4 separate regions of the Mus musculus genome follow, and regions 2, 3 and 4 are each linked to region 1. The links are chromatin loops, found by intact Hi-C in ENCODE. Cell type or tissue: heart. All regions are shown on one strand. Region 1 holds the start of Tusc2 (tumor suppressor 2, mitochondrial calcium regulator). Region 2 holds the start of Gnai2 (guanine nucleotide binding protein (G protein), alpha inhibiting 2). Region 3 overlaps Gnai2 (guanine nucleotide binding protein (G protein), alpha inhibiting 2). Region 4 has its middle 10 kb from the start of Gnai2.

Region 1 (5,000 bases):
GTACCCTCGCCTCTTAGATCTGCTCTCCAATGCACGACTCAAATCTCCGAAAGTCCGCTTCTGGCCGCCAGCCCCTTTCCCTACCGCAAGCTTGGAAGCTAGGGAGCGCCGCAGGAGTACACGCATTTATGGCAGTGCGGACTAGCTTTATGTACTACTCTGCGCTCACCTGAGTAGAGTCTCTCCAGCCAGGTTCCTTGCGCCAGCTGCTGCCCTCTGGGCAGTCTGCTGGGGATTTGATAAACCCCATTCCTTCCCACCCACTCCCTCCCGCCTCCCATCCCTGCTCTTTCTCCTCACTTCCTGCTGCCCTCCAGGCGGAAAGGGCCAGGGGGGCGGGGAGGAGAGCCCCTTGACCCTGTTTCCCTTGGTGGCTGGCTGCCCTTTGCACCCTTCCTCTCAGGAAGGTCTGCATGAGTTGTGCCAGGTGATGGGAAGGATATGGGCCTAGGAACCAAGGGCTCATCTTTCTCCAAGTTTTGCATCATCCTCAAATCCAGTAGGGTGTGAGGGGGCCCAAGTGGCTGGCTGTATTCATGGGAGTCAATTTGCTGGGTGGTTGAGCGAATGGTCCCCTAGAGCAGGTGCCAAAGAAGAAACCATCCTGCACGAGGGGAAAACGGGTGGGGTGGGGGTGGTGGGCTCTTCCAGTAGCTGAGTCAGTTTTTTTTCCATCAAGAGCAGAAGTATCCAACCTGTGACAAAGACAATGTGACAATGTGTTGATGCCTGTGGCTGTGTGATATGGGGTGGGGGGAGAATTGTGTCCCTATGGGAGAGGAAGCTCACAATACGAATTCCTGGAAGACCTCTTTGGAGGTCCAGGCAAATTTGCCTGCTCTCAAATCTACCTAAACTGACAACCCCTCACCGTCCAAGGGGCTCACCTCCCCAGTGCTAGGGAGTCCCTCTGCCAATAGAAAGCAGGGGAGCTGGGTGTATAGCCTAGGCTGTGGTCACCATTGTGTTGGCTTCACAAGGGACAAAAATCTAGGAAGCTCCAAGGGTGGGGACTACTGGGAAAACAAAGTCCAGGCGAGACTGTCCAGGGCAGGGACACTTCCTTAGGCTGCCAGCAGGAAGGAAGTGAGCCTAGCCCAGCCGGATGGAGTAGGGAAACACTGCCCTGACTCTCCTATTGTTCATAGCTTTGGGGTTAGCTAGGCAGGTCCAGGACAGGGAGTTTCCCGAGCAGGATGGTAGTGGTGAGATAGGATACTGCCTGATATGGGGAGCCTTGGCTCCTGGACAGGAACCTAACTCCTGGCTTTTTACAGGGATGACAGTTGGTCTACAGAACCGCAAATCTATGTTGAACAGGCTAAGACTTGACCAGTTCCAGCTTTGAGCAACTTGAAGGCCAACTGCCCTGAGTTGATGAACTCCTGCTTCCTAATTGGGTTTTTTTGTTTGTTTGTTTTGTTTTTGCTTTTTAAAAACGTCTTGAGTTTATTATGGCCAAAGGCTAGGCGAGCAGAGAACCTGCTCATAGCCGACCTTGAGAAACGTAGGCAGAACGTCCATTGGCGGCAGAGGGCGGAGGAGGTGTTGGGCCGAGCCCTACGATAGAGGCTGCAGCAGGAGCCTGTGCTCTCCCTTCTGATGGCTGCCTGGGAAGTCAGGTGAGTGTGGACTTCAGAGCCTGGAAGGAGGCCAAGGCCATGGTGGGAAGTGTCTGTTGTTCAAGTATAGCTAGGCCTTGATCTGTGGGGTTTAGGCTGTAACCTCACTTCACATAATCTGGTATTGTTGGGACCAGAACCATCTCACAACTGTGTGGCTACACTCACACCTCAGACTAGGGCAATCTCCCTAGGATCCCACACGACCTTCTGTTTCCAAATTCCCAGACAGAATGGACAGGTGAGTGGCCCTCTGCGTCTTGAGAGGGCTGGAGACAGTTCTTGGACACAGCCACCTGTTGGCCACGGCTGGTATTGCTACAGGCAATGTTCAGGCAAGGGTTTGCTAGCCTTACCGGATCAGCAGTCTAGAAACTGGATGTTAAAGTCTCACTGGACGCCACTCTCGTGTGCAGGGTCTACAAATAACTTTTATTGAAATTGAACAAATAACACAACAGCCTTCCTGTGCTGGGGATCACTCGTCCCAAGCCATTTCCCACACTCTAGAAGCACAGAGCTTCCACAAGGAAGTATTTTTTTAAAGCCATCTCTGTATAGAAATCAGACTCTGCCCCAACATTATCATAGTCTAGACTATTTACAAACCTTCACATTTTAATTATGCCTCTTAAGTATTTTCCCCTCCTTTCTATCCTTACCAAGGAGCTCCAGTACTTTCTCTTAACAGACCCTGAAGGGGTAAAGATACTGTAAGGAGAAGGGGGGGGATGGGCTCCTCATAGCTACTGGCACCAGCCCCAGTCGTTTCTTACCACTAGGTGGTGGACTGCCTCTCCCCTACAACTGGGGATTTGTGGGACTGGTGCAAAGACAAGGGAGACGACGAATATGTGGTTTGGGGCAAGTCCCCACAGGTACAGGCGTCAGTAGCCTGTCCTGACCCCGGCCTGTACCCTCTCAACTTGAGGGCAACTGGTTGAAATCAAGAGAGATCAGTCCAGCCCTGGGTGAAAGGAGAAGCCTCCCACACTGGTCCTCATTCTTATTGAACAGCCAGCAAAGTGTCCAGCTTAAGAGCGGGAGCATGTGGTAGGTAGGCAGGAAGGGTGAGGCTGGTATGTATCTCCAGTCTGTCCGATACAGGAGGAATCGAGGTAGCAAACGGCTGAAATGCTCTGACTAGGGGGGAAGGGGAGTGAGGAAAAGGAAGTTCCCACTTGGGTAGAGCCCCTACAGCCCAGGGGCTGGAAGAAGGCAGACTCTGCTTGTAAAGTGCTGTAGCTTCTAGGAGGGCTGGGCCCTAGGCAAGCTTGGAAGAAAGCAGGTCAGGCAGGTAACCAGGAACCAGGCATTCCTGACCGGCACGTGTCTCCTGTCATGCTTCTCCCACAAGCGGCTGGGGGAGACGGGCTGGTAATTCTGTCCTTAGCCCTCACCAGCCACCAACCTCTTATTGTTCAGACATCCGCCAATACCAGTTAACACTGAGGGACAACCCCTCTTACAACTGAAGGTTCTGGGCCAACGGAGTTTAGTTTATTCAAGGTTGTGGCACCAGCCTGGACTCCTGAATGGAAGCTACACCTTGATCCTGGGAGTTTCTTGCTGGGGCAGTGGGTGCTCGTGTCTGCCATGCCACACACAGGTTCATACTTCATAGAGGATCACGGGGAAATCCACGTGGATTCGGGGAGGATCCAGCTTCACGATGCCCTGCCATGGAAACAGAGGCTAGTGAAGATCAGCTCTGGGCCTCTATGCTAAGAGCCTCTCTGTTCTTCCCAGCTCTTCCCCCAGAAAGCCCCATCTGTATCTCCGTTGACATACTGATGTAGGCTTTATGATCACTGCTCGGACCCTCACCTGAGGAATCAGATTCTTATGTACCCGCCTCAGCTTGGCTCGCTTCTGCCCATTCTTGGTGACGATTGTCTCCTCATAGAATTCGTGAGCCAGATCTCCATCTTCATCGTAGAACATGGAGCTGTGGAGAGAAGGGGAACAGGCTGGATTGGAGCCTCATCCCTGGCCTTGGCAAGGGCCACAGACCACAGGGAAGTACGCTGAACCCCAAGAGAAGACGCACAACGTGCGTTCTCCGTGGAAGAACTCTTTGCTTGGTGCCCGGAGGGAAGCAGGCAGTGTGACAAGGCCACTGTTGCCCTGTCATACCAACAGGATGTCACATCAGAGCACCCTCTCTAGGCAACTAAAGTTAGTCCTCACCACTGGTCTGTTTCACAAAGGTCATGATTCTAGTAGCAGGCCCTTCACCTAGGGCTTATTTATGGAGTGGGTGGGGTAGTGGCCTGGGCATACTGGTCTCACTTCTAAAGACACTGCTGGTCCAGGGCCAAAGACCAAGATGGTGGATGTCTGAGCCCAGAAGGCTGCACTCCAAGTCATTCCCCAGTGGCTGGCACTGTCTAATCGACACTGTTGGGTCTTTCTGGTATTTACGGTCAAATTTCCATCACAGGGAATGCCAGTCCCTAGGAGCTCACTAGGTCCAGGCCATTTTGTGTGAGCACCTGGGAAAAAAGAAGGTTAGGTTAGTGTTCCAGATCTAGAGAACCCAACTGGCTGAGGGCACTTTTTTTGTTGTGGCCCCACCTTCAACACTGACGCCTTTCTCTGCTTTTCCAGACACTATTCTCGGAGGTCCAACTTCACAGTGAGGAAGGCAAGACACCTAAACAGAAGGTCATCTTCCCTTAGATTTCTTCTAAGGCTTAGAAGAACAGAAGGGACATAAATGCCTTTAATTTGCAGGCTGAGTTGGATGAAAGGGAGGTTTTAAGACTCTTAGAGGCCGTCTTAGCTGAATTATGGAGCTGCTCCCTAAGAGACGAACCTCAGGCAATTCTCTAAAAAGACCATCTGGGCGGTCAAGAGCTGAACGCCGCTTGGTTTTCCCTTCTCCTTGCTTTGACTGGGACCCAAAATATGACAGTCGTCTGATTCAAATGTAGGGGGGCGTTTCTCATTCCCGGATGTCCTCCCAAAGGCAGATACCCATGCCCTTACCCGCGGCGCGTGAATACGAAGGGAGGCACTGCTCGGGCTCGAGACCGCACCAGAGACTGCTCGGAGCCTGCCGCCTCTGGGCCGCCGCCCCCCGGAGTGGAGGCAAAGGGCCAGAGGCCCCGAGCTTTGGAGCCGCTGGCGCCCATGTCAGCGCCGCGGGCGCATGGCGGACCCAGCGGCCGCTCCGCTCTCACAGCGCGGCGGGCGCGACCATGCCCTGCCCCAGCTTCCACTCGCAGGTGCCGCCGCCGCCGCCTTCCGCAGGCTCTGCTGTCTCCACGGAAACCTCACTTCCGCTTCCGCGCGTCCTGCACGGTGCCTCCTCTGAGTGGCTAAAGGTCTCGTCAGTCTGTGGTGTAGAACCAATGGCCACTCTCAGAGGCTGAC
Region 2 (5,000 bases), 70 kb before region 1:
AGACACAGTCAGAAGCACCCCAGAGTTCTTTCAGGCAACAACTGCTCTACCTCCAGCAAAGTTTGTTTGTTTGTTTGAGACAGAGTCTCTCTATGTATCCCTGGCTGACCTGGAACTCTTTTTTTGTCGATCAGGCTGGCCTTGAACACACAGAGATCCATCTGCCTCTGCCTCCTGAGTGCTGAGATTGAAGGTATCCACCACTACTCCTCTGACTTCTAACGAAGTTTAAAGCAGCCTTTTGCAAGGTTTTTATCCTCAGGGAGCCAGAGGTTTGTAGAATGGAAGTGACACGCTTTCTCTCAGTCATCCTAACAGTGGCATATTTGGTGGGTGTGAAGTGCTAGCTCTGGCTAGTGGGAAGGACCATGAAGTGACTGCCCAGGAATGGGTACCAGTAGGGCAGGATAGACTCAGTTCTGGGCACCATGGATTTGAGGGAGTCTGAGGTATCTGGGAGAGGCTAACAGACAGGAAGAAATCAGAGGAGATAACCATGCGAGTAGTTCAGAATGGACGGGAACTGAGGGTAGAATGGAGGGAACTGAGGGTGACTGGAGTGACAGAGGCCTTGCCATATCCCTGGGGACTCACATGGAAATGAAAAAGAAAGAGCAGCCAAAGCCTTGGAAGTCGGAGTTGCCAGACTCCCTAGGAAGAATATGGAACTGGGAAGGCAGGGCTGGCTGCGAGGAAGGGAGCAAGGGCTACAGGATCTAGCTCAGGCCTGGGGAAGGCAATGCATTCTTGCTCTTCCTCCATTGACTGGGGTCTGGATGCTGCCCACCTCCCTAGAGTGGGGCCTCCAAGGGGCTGACAGGTTCGCTCGTTGCCTGGCAACTGAGAGAGCTGTTGGCTGTTGCTAGGAGCAGACTAGGGAGGCCAGAGGAGCAAAGCTCTAAAGCACAGGGCTGGGCCGAGGGGGAAGGGGCTGGCTGGAAGAGGGATCTGTCTGTCTTCAGCGTGTAGTAGACTGTGCTCGGCTGTGTGTGCTCATGTCCATGGTGTGTTCTGTGAATCTGTCACGTTGGAGGTAAGTCCTACAAGTGGATAGATAGATAGATAGATAGATAGATAGATAGATAGATAGATAGATAGATAGATAGATAGAGAACAGCACTGTCCACAGGTAGCAGTATGTGTTCTTATCCTATTTCTTGCATGCCTAGGGCAGGGCCCGCTTAGGCTTCAGGTAGGTTCCCCGAGGGAACCACTGGATGATTACAGGCTAATGACACCTCCACAGGGAAGACATTCTGATGATTGAGACACACGGACACTCCAGAGCAAGCCAGCAAGTTGGAGGGTAGAAGCTGGAACACGCGCTTTGTCCAGGTAGTGCTGTTCTCACAGGAGGCTGTGTCCAACTCTTTTTTTTTTAAACATTTATTTATTATTATATGTAAGTACACTGTAGCTGTCTTCAGACACCCCAGAAGAGGGTCTCAGATCTCATTATAGATGGTTGTGAGCCACCATGTGGTTGCTGGGATTTGAACTCGGGACCTGCGGAAGAGCAGTCAATGCTCTTAACCGCTGAGCCATCCCTCCCGCCCCCCATTTATTTATTATTACATGTAAGTACACTGTAGCTGTCTTCAGACACACCAGAAGAAGGTGTCAGATCTCATTAAGGATGGTTGTGAGCCACCATGTGGGTACTGGGATTTGAACTCAGGATCTCCAGAAGAGCAGTCGGCACTCTTAACCGCTGAGTCATCTCTCCAGCCCTGTGACCAACTCTTAATGGCAGTGTCCTTCTCTGGCTTTAGTCTGGGGCCACTCAGAACACCTTGCACACTTCAATCGTCCAATCAAAGTTGGTGGGTCATAGGCCCCTCTTAAAAAGCAGATCACAAAGATTGGAAATAGCTCCACTTCCACCTTTGCACAGCCACAGGATCACAGCCACTACCCAGAAGAGACATGGAACTGAAGAAGCCTCTAGAAGCTGACAGAGGATGGAAGGAACAGATTATAGGATCATGGCAACGTTTGTTTCCTTAAGTCCAATGACAACTCTCTCTTGTCTATCTCTCCTAGAGTCCAGTCTCATTGGTCTCTGGTTGAAGCCCCGGATTGCTGCCTGCAGGAGAAAGGTTCCCAACCTATCAGGCAAAAGGACGACGTTTAGATGACAGAAGATAGTCCACTCAAAGGTGTAAAGGCGGCAGTGAACTCTTTTTGTTTTTAATGTGGTGCAACCTACACAGAAGAGGAGGGGGCGCTGCTTTAAAGAAAATCGAGGTCCAGAAAGAGATCATGTGACCCTCCGCAGAGTTTAGTAGATCTCCAAATAAGTTTATAGGCTCAGTTTTAGCAAGTGAAGAAGACACACCTCCTCCATCTTACTCTCATAATTCACAAATGCTCAGAGTCCTGGTTTCTATTTGGCCTGTGGCGAGGGCAGGTAGTCCTGACCCTTGGGCTACTAGATCAACTAGTCCTACAGTCCAGAAACAGAGCCTCAGGCTCTCAGCATCCAATCGGAGACTAGCTCCTCCTGCAGCCCGCCCAGAGGCCTAAGCCTGTGTTAGCTCTACCCTTGGTGTCTTCCCTCGTTGCGGCCCCGCTCTCAGCTTGCGCCTAAGGCTGGACTGAGCCTAACTTCTCCCTTGGCTCCGCCCTCCAACCAATCACCATCCCTAAATTTCCTTCGGCCCCTCCTCCAGACCCGCCCCGGCCCAGTCGCGGGCTTGGTTCGCCCGGGCCCCACCCCTGGCCCGCCCCGCCGTCGGTGCGCGGCGGCCGGGAAGGCGCCTCCCGCAGTCGCTCGGAACTGCGGACCTGAGAGCTTCCCGCAGAGGGCCGGCGGTGGGAGCGGAGTGGGTCGGGCGGGGCCGAGCCGGGCCGTGGGCCGTGTGGGGGCCAGGCCGGGCCGGCGGACGGCAGGATGGGCTGCACCGTGAGCGCCGAGGACAAGGCGGCAGCCGAGCGCTCTAAAATGATCGACAAGAACCTGCGGGAGGACGGCGAGAAGGCGGCGCGGGAGGTGAAGTTGCTTCTGTTAGGTGAGGCAGCGCCCCGTTCTGGGACCCTTGACTCTCTACGCTAATCCCCAGACAAGGACCTGAAACTGCTCAGCCTGGCCTTGCACCCTACACCTGCGCTTGAAACCAGTAGGAGCCACCCTTTTAAGATCCGAAACTCTGGATTGGTCTAGATTTATAATCCTAGTCCAGACTTCATTCAGACCCTCAACTCATCCCAGATCCCACACACCAAACCTTGTATGACTATCTCCCCCCCCCCTTGTTATCCAGTCTCAAGAGAACTCAGACCCTGCCGTGTATTTCCGCACTTTCTCAGGCTTTTCTTAAACCCTCAGCACCCTGCCGGCTCCCACCTTCAAGCCCCACCTGTTCTATTTCTCTTGGCACGAGCATTCCTTGGGACCCTGGTCAAGCCTCGACCCACTCCCTCTTTTCCTTACTCTGGGATCTGTATTCTCCCTCTTTGCACTCTGACCCTTCAAGAACCTCTTTAAGAGGGAAACTGACTACTCTCAAGTTCTCTGTAGCAGGATTCCCCGCAGGGCCTCTGTTCCAGGTCACCAGATCTCTCTTTCTCTCTGTGTGTGTGTGTCTCTCTCTCTCTCTCTGTCTCTCTCCCTCCCTCTCTCTGCAGGTATCAACCCCCAAATCATCTGCCCCTCTTTTAAGGCTTTTCTCACACTCTGCCGTTCCCTTGCTTCTGCGCCCTCCTGCCCCAGGTGGGCCTTGTTGATAGGAGGAGGGGCACCAGGGGCTGGGGTGGGCCTAGGCTGAGCTGGGCAGACCCTTTGCAAGAGGTTGGTCTGACTCTGAGAGTCACACTGGGAAACAGGGGCCAGGCCTCTAGCATTTGCGGGAAGTTCCATTCCCTGGGATCCAAGGCTTGTCTGGGCCAGGGCCAGGGGAGTCTGGGCAATAGGAGGGAACATGGAGGAGTTAGGGTTGTTGTCACTTCCAAGGCCAAGGAAGATGGTGGCTGCTGGGATGGGGGGGAAGTGGAAGTAGTGAACCAACCGACATATTGCTGCCCCTGTGTGCCGGCCTGGAGAGATCTGCTGACGGCTGCTGGGCTTCTCACACTCGGGGCTGGAACGCCAGGGATATGGCCTAGGATACTGAGTAGACCTGTTGGTTCCCCAGAGGAATACTGTGATGTGGGGGTGGTGGGCAAGCTGAATGAGGGGCTGGTAAGGAGTCTGCTGCCTGTAGCCCCGTGTGCGCTCAAGCATCCCAGCTAGGCTTTGGCAGAGGCAGTGGGCCTGATGCTTGTGTCCAGACCCACACCGGTCGTCAGAGTGGCTCCCTGTGGAAGCCTGACTTGAGAAGACCAGTTCCTCTGGATTGTGGGGAGCAAGGCCCTAGCAGCAGCAGAAGCCGCGCAGCAGCGTAATCGGCTGGATAGTATGTGGGGGGGTGTGGCCCCTCAGCCCCAGGGCCGCCTTGGGGGCCTGCATGCTGTGAAAAGCCTGGCTTTTTTTATTTTTTATTTTTTGGCCAGGCCTGTGGCCGAGAAACATGTACGTCTTTATGGATCCATCTGTTGACTGTCCCGGCGGACCCGGCCTGGGGGCACAGCCCCGGAGGTTTCAAAATGGCATCCGCTCCACTGCTGCCGCGGGGAGGAAGAGAAGGGGCGGGAAGGGGCGGCGGCCCAGCCTCCTGGGCTGCTTTGCGTTGGGCGCTTGCCTCTTCCTGTCTCTGCTGCGAGTGCGGCGAGCAGTGAGTGGGTGTCGACGCGGCGGCGGCAGCGGCAGCGGCGGAATGTCCGTTGCTGCTGGGCCTAGGGAGGGCACTTCCGGGACCGCTACCTCCCAGTGCCCAGCCCGGAGCCCCTTACCAACCCCTCCCAGGTTTATTGGCAGTTATTGTGGTGGCCAAGGAGATGTGGATCTGGACCAGAGAGCAGGGGGAAGGGGGCTGCACAGGACGCCTGGCCTGTTCTGTAACACACGGTTTCCTCTATGCAGACAGGCTTGTCCCTTAGAGCTCAGCTCAGCTTTTGGGCCC
Region 3 (5,000 bases), 61 kb before region 1:
GGAAGTGGTGGCTGGGAGAGGGGACACCAGTGGGAGGTCCAGCAGGAAGGCCAAGAACTGCTCTTAGATTCCCGAGCGGCTGTTGCCCTCCAAGCAGGAAGGCCAGCCGCAGGCGGACATGAATGCCTGGAAGCGGAGCGGCAGTCCTGTATTAGCTCACTTTGGGTTTCCCCTGCCTGGGGGTTGCAGAACCCGGATGCTGTCGCTGTGCCTCAGTGTCCCTTCTCATAGCAGCAGATGCCTCTGCTATTTCATCTTGTGAGGCAGGAGAGACTGAGGGCAGAGAAGCAGAGATGCTCAGCTAGAGGACTCAAGCAATCACTGACCCTGTCCTGCCACTGTGGCCCTTGGTCTGTGCCCTGCTGCCGGGATTGGTGTTGGGGTGACAGGCCAATGCTGGAGCACCTGCTCTGGGTGCATACATGCTGGGGGGTGGGGGTGGGGTTTGTGGATCTTGCCTGGTGTAGGAGTCTTGTTTGTTTATATGTTTGCTTTCTTATTTTGCTTTTTTGAGACAGGGTTTCTGAGTGTATAGCCTTAAATGTCCTGGAACTCACTCTGTAGACCAGGCTGGAGTTCCGCCTGCCTCAGTCTCCTGAGTGCTGGGATTAAAAGTGTGCACCACTACCTGGCACCTTGAGTCTTGAATCCTTTTAGCCTTTCTGCCGTTCTGACAGAAGCCTGCCTGCTGCCAGGGCTCCTTTGCACATGTGGCTACTCCGGAGCCCCTCCCCACCTCTCCTCTCAGCCCACCTTCCTCACAGCGTTCATGTCACACTCAGTAACTTCGAATTTGCGCCTTCCCCGTTGTGCCTCTTCCTCCCCTAACCTCCAGTCTGAGGGAAACAGACTGGACCAGAGGAACGCTGGGAAGCGGCCAGGGGTGGAAAGGCAGGCTATCCTACAAGGCTTGTCATGACTGTTGTCAATGGCGCCCTCAGTGTAGAGGTGCTGTGCTGTGTGCTGGCTGAATGTGGCTGCTGTGTGGGCTGGGAGCAGTGGCACCACATGCTCGTGCTTCTTGACCCCCAGGTCTCGTGTCTGTGGGGCTTATCCTTCCGTGGGAGGTTCCAGGGGATTCTGCTGCCTTGTCAGAACAGCCCCCGTGGCTAGGTGGCCGTGCAGAAGCCGCGGAGCCTGCTCCTCCTTATCACCGGCCTGGGTACAGAAGGACCCATCCACTGTGTGTGTGATCTCAGGCTGTCCCTGCCTTTGTGCTTAGCACTGGGACTTACAAGGACATGAACAACTGCTGGCTTGAGTTGGGTGCTGAGGCAGTTTGGAGTTCCTGAAAACCATAGGAAAACTGCTCTGGGCAGGCCTTGGGCCTGGCACATTCCCACCAGGGGTACATTTCACAGATGGGGACACTGAGGCCTGGGATTCGGGCACCTCGCCTCTGGTCTGCCACCGCAATTCAGGACAGATATCCATTGTTCAGGCTCTTGAAAACATAGCTAAAGGAGTCTTTTTGAAAAGCTGTTAGGAAGAAGGGTGTACCAATGATCTGGGGCCTGTTTGGCACCTCCTGGCGATTGATTTACAGGTGGTAAGACCTACAACCTGAGGAAGCAGGGCATGCAGGGCTGATTTGTTGGGGCATCTGGTGGAAGGTGGGGGCCACAGTCTTGGGTGGAAGTGTTGCAGGATCCTTCGAAAACCCCACCTCCTTGTCATCCCCCTCCCCCTCCCCTCCACCCCTCCCAGTGTGAGGCTGTGCTGAGCCTCCTTGGAGGGCTTAAGGGGGTCAAAGAAAGGCACCTGGAGGAAGGAAGAGAGGCCTGGGGTGGGGCCTAGAGGGCCTTTGTCTGGCTGGGCCCTCCCCCCTCCTTTCTTCCCTCCTGTTTCCATTGTTCCTGTGAATTCAGACTCTGGAGCTGGCTGGGGGCTTCCCAGGGCGGAGGTTGTGGCTGAGGGTCTTGGCACCTCCCCCAGCCACCCCTAGCTGGGAAGGCTGCTTTGCTGAAACAAAACATTCCCCATGCTGCCCAGCCCCCCACCTCCTCTGCTTTGTCTCTGGCAGCTGGGCTCCCCCTGGTGGTAGCTGAGCCTAAGACCCTGGGCTGTGGGGCAAGGAGGTGACAGACAGGATCCAGAATGGCAGGGGTCACCGGGCAGTGAGGGTGTGGTACCTCTCTCGTAGTTGGGTTACCTGTGAGGTGGGCATCTCAGTGCTCAATCCCATCTCCACTGTGCCCCACTGGGATGGTGGCAGCGTGGGCGGGCCTGGTGCTGTGGCTTGGAGCTGGGCTGCTGCCCAAGCCTACCCTGTGGTCCCAGCTGCTCATGAGAATCTCTGCCCTCGGGGCTGCCACGTCAGCTGCCTCTCCTTAGCCCGTGAATTCCACCGGAGCCCACCAGCTCAGGAGCTGCCTCAGAGGAGGCCTTTTCCCAGCATTGGAGTTGTGGGGTCAGTGGGCTACACCAGCTGGGAGGTTTCTATGCAGAAGTCTCTGGTAGGATGTGTGTGTGTGTGTGTGTGTGTGTGTGTGTGTGTGTGTGTGTGTGTGTGTGTGTGTGTGTGTAAGAAGCGACGGGCTCAGAGCACAGTGCCAGTGGCAGGAGACAGCTCTCACCCTTATCCCGGGTGGATGGTGCTCCGCCCTCCCCGCCCTGTATTGGCCTGTTACCCCGCTCTCTCGGAGTCTTCAGAAGCTGTACTTGAAATGAGATGACTGTGGTACTCCACTCTGGGCCTTGCTATTAGTGACCAGTGACCGACCAGAGCAGCTGGCCATTGTGCACACTGTTGGAAGTGAGGTTTGGGGAAATCTGTACTCTTCCACCAAATAGGAAAATAGTGGCAACTGACTTCCTTCTGGTAAGGGTCTCACTGTGTAGCCAACCTTGCCTTCTGGGTGTCAGGACTATAGACATGCGCCACCATGCCCAGACACTATCTTCTTAAAAATATTTTTATTTAATTCTTGGATAATTTCGTACAATGTATCTTTTTAATTATTACTTTTAAGTGTATGTGTGTTTGCCTGCATGTATGTCTGTGTAGTACATGCTTGCCTGATACCTCAGAGGCCAGAAGAGGGCATCAGAGCTCCTGCACTTGTGGTTACAGATAGTTGGGAGCTGCCTTGCGAATGTGGGGAGTCAACCCAGGATCCTCTGGAAGAGCAGCCAGTACTCTTAGCTGCTGAGCCAACTCCAGCCACAGTAACAAGTGTTACCTGCACATAGCCTTGCGTGAGGAGCCTTGAGAGGAGCTTTGGTTCCAGTTCTCACCCCTCTCCTGTTAGAAGATGCAGTGTTCTATTTTACAGATGAGATACCAGAGACCTGCAAGGGCTGAAGCTAATGGAAATTTCAGGAAGGATCAGTGTGGGCCGCAGGGTTGTACCAGACCGGTTGCCTGCTTGAAGAAACTGAGGCCAGAAAGGACTAGAGTAGGTCACAGCCTCCCCACAGGTCAGACCTAAGCGTGAGGTAGGAGGTGGCGGGCCCAAGATGGACAAATAGCAGTCTCACGTACGTGCTGGGGCCTAGATGAACATCAAGTGTTTGAACTTACAGGCCCAACTGTGGTGAGGCTTTTTGGGTCTTGCCAGGCAGCGAGGTAGTACTGTCTTCCCCTCAGTCTGTTCCCTCCACGGGAACAGCTCCGTGCTGCATGCATGTAGAAGCAGATGATCTAGGCAGAGGAGCCTCTGAGATCACTGCCCTCCTGCAGTGGGCCCAGCAGCTGGACTCAGGACAAAAGCTACAGAGGTGTTTTCTTTGGTGGGAAGAGGTGTAGCCTAGTGGGAATGTCAAGGCCAACTCCAGGGACCCTCTGTGGATCCCCACTGGCCTCATCCAGCTGGGGATGGAGCAGCTGGTGGAGACAAGCGAGGCTGACTCCTGCTTCTCTCTGTTCAGCTGCCTTCCCTGCTGGCTCCTCTGCCTCAGTCTGGGGGAGCTCTCCCTGAGGTAGGCACAGGGCTGGCAGGGAAGGATCCTGACTGAGTACAAGCACCCTCCAGTCCAGATGGTAGGAGTGATGCACCGTAATGGAGAAAGGGCATTTGGGGGCGTAAGAAAGATGTGGCTCCAGGGCTCCTGAAACCCCGAGTCTGCTGCAGTCTACCTGAGCTCCAAGGTCTTCACCATGCACCTTTCACTGGGTGTCCCGCTTCAGACTTCCCCAGCTCTGTCCTGATGTCTCTACTTCCTGCTTGGTTGCCAACCACACCCTTGTCCTGCCTCTTGCTACTTCCTGCCTGAGTCACAGCTGCTGCAACGACAAAGGAACCTCCTTAAGTCCCAGGGATGGAAACCCCATTGCTTTGCTTTGTCTGCCTGTCAGAAGGGGCTGTTTGCAGTGACCCCTGCTAGGTAGGGAGAATGCTCTAACTCAGAATCTGAAAGGGAAACTGAGGGAAGTGTGGGAGCAGGCCTTCGGCTGGCTGAGACAAGAAGTATGTGACCCAGGTTCCTGGCTTGGCTTGCTCAGCTGTGGCCCTTTTGGTGTCTGCCAGCTTTGCTAGGGAAATGAAATGCAAAGCAAGTTTGTGCCATCGTCCCTGGCACTGAGCAGGGTCACAGGTAGCCCACAGCACCTCTGAGGAGAGTGGTCAAAGGATTAGATGCCCTTTTTACCCACAGTGACCAGTAGAGAAACCAATGTTTCCCATAGCCAGGAATTCCAAAGTCATGTAAGGGGACACCCTTCATTGAGCTTTCCTGTGCCCTGGATGTCTGCTGCTTCCACCCTTCCTACCTGTCCTTGAGTCCGGTCAATGGGGTCACCTCAGTCCTGCTGCTCCAAGATGAGTCTCCTTCCTTCTGCTCTGTGGAAGCAAGTAGGAAGGCTAGCTAGGGCCATTGTGCCCTTTTTTCTCTAGGTAGATACTGAGGCCCTGTGGGCCTAGTACTCAGTGATTGGGTAGTGTGGGCAGGGTTTATAGACCTTCTGAACACCCCTCTGGGCTTGTAGGATGTGACGGAGCCTCATTGCACTGCTGTGCACAGCCCCATTTGGTGGATTGATCATAGCCGGAGAGAACACT
Region 4 (5,000 bases), 80 kb before region 1:
GAGTTTTAAGTTTTCTTTTGTTTTGATTTTTGGGGGTTTTTTGTTGTTGTTTTGCTTTATGTTTTTGGATGGTCATTTTTAAAAAACAGATGATATATATATATATATATATATATATATATATATATATATATATATATTTAAGATTTATTTATTTATGCATTGAGTGCTCTATTTGCATGTATGCCTGCATGACAGAAGAGGGCATCATATCCCATTACAGATGGTTGTGAGACACCCTGTGGTTGCTGGGAATTGAACTCAGGTCCTCTGGAAGAGCAACCAGTGCTCTTAACCACTGAGCCATCTCTCCAACCTCTCCCTGTCTCCCAATCTTTTGAGACAAGATCTCCCATCTGCCAAACTTTTTGCTTGTTTGTTTGATTGGTTGGTTTTGTTTTTCGAGACAGGGTTTCTCTGTGTAACCCTGGCTGTCCTGGAACTCACTTTGTAGACCAGGCTGGCCTCGAACTCAGAAATCCGCCTGCCTCTGCCTCCCAAGTGCTGGGATTAAAGGCGTGCGCCACCATCGCCTAGCCTCTGATATGTAACTTTTTTTTAAAAGATTTATTTATTTATTATATGTAAGTACACTGTAGCTGTCTTCAGACACACCAGAAGAGGGCATCAGAGCTCCTTACACATGGTTGTGAGCCACCATGTGGTTGCTGGGATTTGAACTCTGGACCTTCGGAAGAGCAGTCCGGTGCTCTTACACACTGAGCCATCTCACCAGCCCCTGATATGTAACTTTAATTAGACTAAAACACTCTCTTTTGACCAGGCTGACCTTGAACTCATACGCATCCACCTGCCTCTGACTCTCTAGTCCTAGGATTAAAGATTAAAGATGTACACACCTTTTTTTTTTTTTTTTTTAGCTAGTAAATATAAGTGTTACATAGATTGCCCTAGTGGCTGAACTGAGAAATGACTCAGAGGTTTAACATCTGTACTGCTCTTCCAGAGAACCCAAACTGATTCCCAGCATCTACATCAGCGGGCCCACAACAGCCTCAAACTCCAGCTTCAGAGAGTTCCCAAGCCTCTGTCCTTCATGGCACTTGCACGTATGCGTTTATACACATTTTTTTTTAAAGTTTAAAACATAAAATGAAATGGAAAAAAAAAGGAAGAAAGAAAAACAGACCAGAATTCACTGCTGAAAGGAAACTAGAGACAGAAGCTTGGCTGGGGGATGGGCTGGAGTTAGGTAGAAGGATGTGGAGGAACTGAGCTGAAAGACAGTAAAAGAAGGGGGACAGTGACAGCTGGGAATCAGAGAGTGTGGTGTGACTGGGGACCCCCTGACAAGTATGGAAGCCAGCACACACCGAGCCCCAGATGAGCCCAGTACAGTAAGGGACATGTGGCAAGACGCTAGAGGACACATGCAGGAGTTTGCTCTGATCTCAGTGTAAACTCTAAGCAAACGCCTTTCTTTCAAACAACTTGTAGCTGTGAGACTTGATTACCAGTGAATGACTTAGAAAGAAAAGCCCTGAACAACGACAACAACAAAAATCTGAAAGATAACATTGCTTTTGGAGAGAGAGAGAGCTGGAGAAGGCCCAGCAGGTAGGAAGGAGCACTGGCTGCTCTTCCAGAAAACCTGAGTCTAGTTCCTAGCACCTACACCTGGTGATTCACCACCGCCACTTGAGACTCTGGTTGCAGGCATCTGACACCTTTTCTGACTTCTATAGGAACCTGCACAAACAGAGCGTGTGTGTGTGTGTGTGTGTGTGTGAGAGAGAGAGAGAGAGAGAGAGAGAGAGAGAGAGAGAGAGAGAGAGAGATAGGGAGAGAGAGAGAGAGAGAGAGAAACCTGCTTTCAAAACCTCACAAGAGGGGGGGGATGGTGCACGCCTTTAATCCCAGCACTTGGGAGGCAGAGGCAGAGGCAGGTGGATTTCTGAGTTTGAAGCCAGCCTGGTGTACAAAGTGAGTTCCAGGACAGACAGAGCTACACAGAGAAACCCTGTCTTGAAAAACCAAACCAAAACCAAAACAAAACCAAAACAAAAAACAAAACCCTCACAAGAGCTAGGTGAGGCAGTGGTAAATTTCCAATCCTAATCGGAGACGGGAAGATAGACACAAGTTCAAGGTAGTAAGTATAGTTCACACAGGGAGTCCTAGGCAAACCTACAAACAAACAAACAAACAAACAAACAAACAAACAACAAACCCAAGGCCTTTACATCTCAAACCCAAGCACAGCCAGCCTGCTCAGCCTGAGCCGTGAGCACTGAGGCCCCCAAACTTTCAGCTGGCGGCCTCTGCTGCCCTCTGGTGGTCAATAGCCAGAGTCAAGCTTGTGCGGGGACCCAGATAATACACGAAGAAAAAAGCTGGCTGAAAAGGGTGAAAGAGCTGATTGATCCCAGGCTTGCATCTCCACTTGGGTAGTGTGGGCAGGTAAATACCACAGGGATCCAGTCTGGATCCACTTGCTAGCTAACCTTGCATGAGACCCTTTCTCCGAGCCTCCATCTACCAGATGCTAGGATCACACACATTCTCATTCGGTATCCTGTCCAGTTTATGTAGTGCCAGGGACGGGTTTTTCACGCATGCTACAAAGCCCTCTACCAATTGAGAATTCAGCTATATTCTCAACCAATACCCAGATCCCCTCTCTCACTTGGTGGGGATGGATTGCTTTCAACCCAGTCCCACTGAGCGCCTTCAGGTAGAACTCAGTTTCTGTCCTTATCCTACCCATTGACTTTAGGGTCAAACTCCACAGTGCATTCCAACACCCACAGCGCACGTCTCGGGCTGGACACTTTGACCCACCCCAAGCCTTGGTCTTCAGGAAGCAGGCAAGATATCCAGTGGAGAACTACATAAATCACTTTCTAATCTCCGATCTCAATTGTGAAGTAAAAACAGAAAGAGAGGGAGAGTCCTAAACAGAGTGTAAGAAGCACCAGGAAAGAGAGTTGTCACTGGAGGCGTTCTAAGGACCAGCTAATAATGGCTACAAGGAACGCCGGCTTGGATGGATGGATGGATTCTGGTACCAGGCAAGAGAAGAGGAGAGCAATAGGGTGCGGGGCAAGCAAGAAGATGCCAAACAAGGGCTGCTCTGTGGAACTAGGCTTCAACGGCCACGTACCGACGCTTCCGCGGAGGGGAGACTAGAGCCCAAGGCAAGAAACAAGAAGACCAGGAAGGTGGAAGAAGCCACAAGTGGTAGCCGAAGGCAAGTGAAGACTATAGAGAGAGGAAGATGAGAAGCCCGGCCGCCACGGTTGCTGAGCCGTATCGCTCTGTGCCCGCCAGGGGGCGCCGCTCCTCCGCGGAGGAAGCCTCTGAAGTCGCGCGCTGTGGCCTAGCGATCCCGGAAGAGGCGGGCAGCTCTCCAGGAGACCACTTCCGGCTTCAACTCGGCCGGGAGCTTGGTTTTGTGGGGATGCAATGAGAGAACTTAGGATGTCGCCAACGGGGACTTATGATGCAAAGTCTGAAGACAAGCGGTACCCCATTGTGGGTGTTCATCGCGCAGTTCTATGATCCATGCCTGAGCAGCCCCCAGCTTTTAACAGAGTGAAATACTCCGGTGGACTCTGTCAGGCTGGCAGAAATACTTCCTGTAGATGAAGGGGTGCAGAAAGGTGAAAACACCATTATGGGGACTTTAGAAGTGTTCTTGGGCCGACTACATGGCTCAATCGGTTAAGGCCCACGGGTGCAAACCTGACGTCTGAGTTAAATCCCTGAAACCTTAAGGATATCTTTAAACTTAAAGATAGAGTGCGGGGACCGACTCCACAAAGCTGTCTTTCATTATCCACCACACACATTATCTACAATAATTTGTTTGTTCGTTTAAGACCAGATCTTACCATGTAGCCCCTACTAGCCTGGAACTCATTATATAGACCAGGCTAGCCTCGACTTTACAGAGATCTGCCTGCTTCTGCTTCCTAAACGCTGAAACTAAAGCAATAGCCACCACGCCCAGCCTTAAAAGGTTTTTCTTTGTAATGAACTGCCTATATTTGGAGAAAAGGCTAAGCCTTCGGGGAAGGCTAAAAGGGAGACCAACCAATCCCAGGCCGGCTGGAGGAAGCAGAAAAAAAACAGCTTCTTAATGTATTTGTATACACACACCTAAGCCTTCTTTTCCTAGGAGACACCGCACAGCCCTGTGGGACCGGCTTCACTACAACACCCTCCTTTGATGGCTACTCCCTGCCTCCCGGCCTTCCTTCTTGTCAGTAGGCTATATTTTTCATAGAAGCCAGAGAGATCTTTAAAATATTAGATTTGGGAGCCGGAGAGATTTCTCATCAGTTTAGAGCACTTGCTGCTTCTTGCAGATAACAGAGTTCAGTTCCCAGCACCCAGGTTGGGCAACTCACAAATGCCATTAACTCCAGCTCGTGGGGGAACTGACACCCTCTTCTGACCTCTGAGGGCACCTATATTCACATACATGTACTTACATGAAGATATTTTTATACATACGCACGATCATTTTAAAATGTTAGACGGAGGGGCAGGAGAGATGGCTCAGTGACTAAAAGCACTGGCTAGTCTTCAAGAGGACTGGGGTTTGGTCGCCAGCACCCACATTTTTGTAGCTCCAGTTTCAGGGAATCCTACACCCTTTTCTGACCTTTAGATACATGCATGCATGTAGGCAAACCCTCACATAAATAATTCCTCTTTTTGTTTTGTTTTGTTTTGTTTTTTTTGAAACAGGGTCTCACTAAGTAGCTTTGGCTGTCCTGGAACTCATTTGTAGACCAGGCTGGCCTCAAACTCAGAGGTCTGCCTGCCTCTACCCCCCAAGTACTGGGATTAAAGGTGTGTGCTATGGTGCCCAACTTAGATTTTTTTTTTTCATGTGCATTGATGTTTTGCCTACATTTATGTCTGTTTGAGGGTGTCAGATCCTCTGGAACTGGAGTTACAGACAGCTGTGAGCTGCCATGTGGGTGCTGGGGACCGAAGCCAGATCCTCTCGAAGAGCAGCCAGTGGTCTT

Evidence for each region. Hi-C counts contacts between places; a loop is a spot of excess contacts. Peaks named below come from ENCODE experiments on the same cell type or tissue, not always from the same donor. Only the 100,000 strongest peaks of a DNase experiment are listed, where the experiment ranks them.
Region 2: it touches region 1 in a loop (2.4-fold over the local background); 5 of 42 quality-filtered maps call a loop at or near these places.
Region 3: it touches region 1 in a loop (2.7-fold over the local background); 5 of 42 quality-filtered maps call a loop at or near these places.
Region 4: a loop joins it to region 1, with 4 times the contacts of the local background. A loop is called at or near these places in 3 of 42 quality-filtered maps.

What each region holds. Positions count from the first base shown.
Region 1 is chr9:107,563,146-107,568,145 of GRCm38, reverse strand. It overlaps Tusc2 (tumor suppressor 2, mitochondrial calcium regulator), which reads right to left and starts at 4,891. Exons shown (of 3, transcript NM_019742.4): 1 at 4,614-4,891; 2 at 3,450-3,570; 3 at 2,038-3,299. The coding sequence starts at 4,759. The coding sequence ends at 3,234. It overlaps Gm9917 (predicted gene 9917), which reads left to right and starts at 1,181. Exons shown (of 2, transcript NR_166687.1): 1 at 1,181-1,622; 2 at 4,233-5,000. It also overlaps a transcript of Hyal2 not described here. In heart, CTCF peaks have their summits at 1,080 and 1,922 (motif pointing left); DNase peaks (open chromatin) are centred at 355, 1,085, 1,915, 4,965 and 4 weaker places; H3K4me3 peaks cover 3,971 bases; H3K27ac peaks cover 3,277 bases.
Region 2 is chr9:107,633,111-107,638,110 of GRCm38, reverse strand. Gnai2 (guanine nucleotide binding protein (G protein), alpha inhibiting 2) reads left to right here and starts at 2,768. Exons shown (of 9, transcript NM_008138.5): 1 at 2,768-3,011. The coding sequence starts at 2,894. In heart, a CTCF peak has its summit at 2,811; DNase peaks (open chromatin) are centred at 2,630, 3,360, 3,890 and 4,660; H3K4me3 peaks cover 2,982 bases; H3K27ac peaks cover 4,370 bases.
Region 3 is chr9:107,623,960-107,628,959 of GRCm38, reverse strand. All of the region lies in intron 1 of Gnai2 (guanine nucleotide binding protein (G protein), alpha inhibiting 2), which reads left to right. Among named protein-coding and RNA genes, the nearest start is that of Gnai2, 8.9 kb to the left of the region's middle. In heart, CTCF peaks have their summits at 2,050 (motif pointing left) and 3,003 (motif pointing right); DNase peaks (open chromatin) are centred at 39, 1,029, 2,039, 4,199 and 3 weaker places; H3K4me3 peaks cover 2,444 bases; H3K27ac peaks cover 4,450 bases.
Region 4 is chr9:107,643,062-107,648,061 of GRCm38, reverse strand. No RefSeq gene overlaps it. Among named protein-coding and RNA genes, the nearest start is that of Gnai2, 10 kb to the right of the region's middle. In heart, CTCF peaks have their summits at 925 and 2,299 (motif pointing left); DNase peaks (open chromatin) are centred at 2,321, 2,731 and 3,301; H3K4me3 peaks cover 1,002 bases; H3K27ac peaks cover 1,388 bases.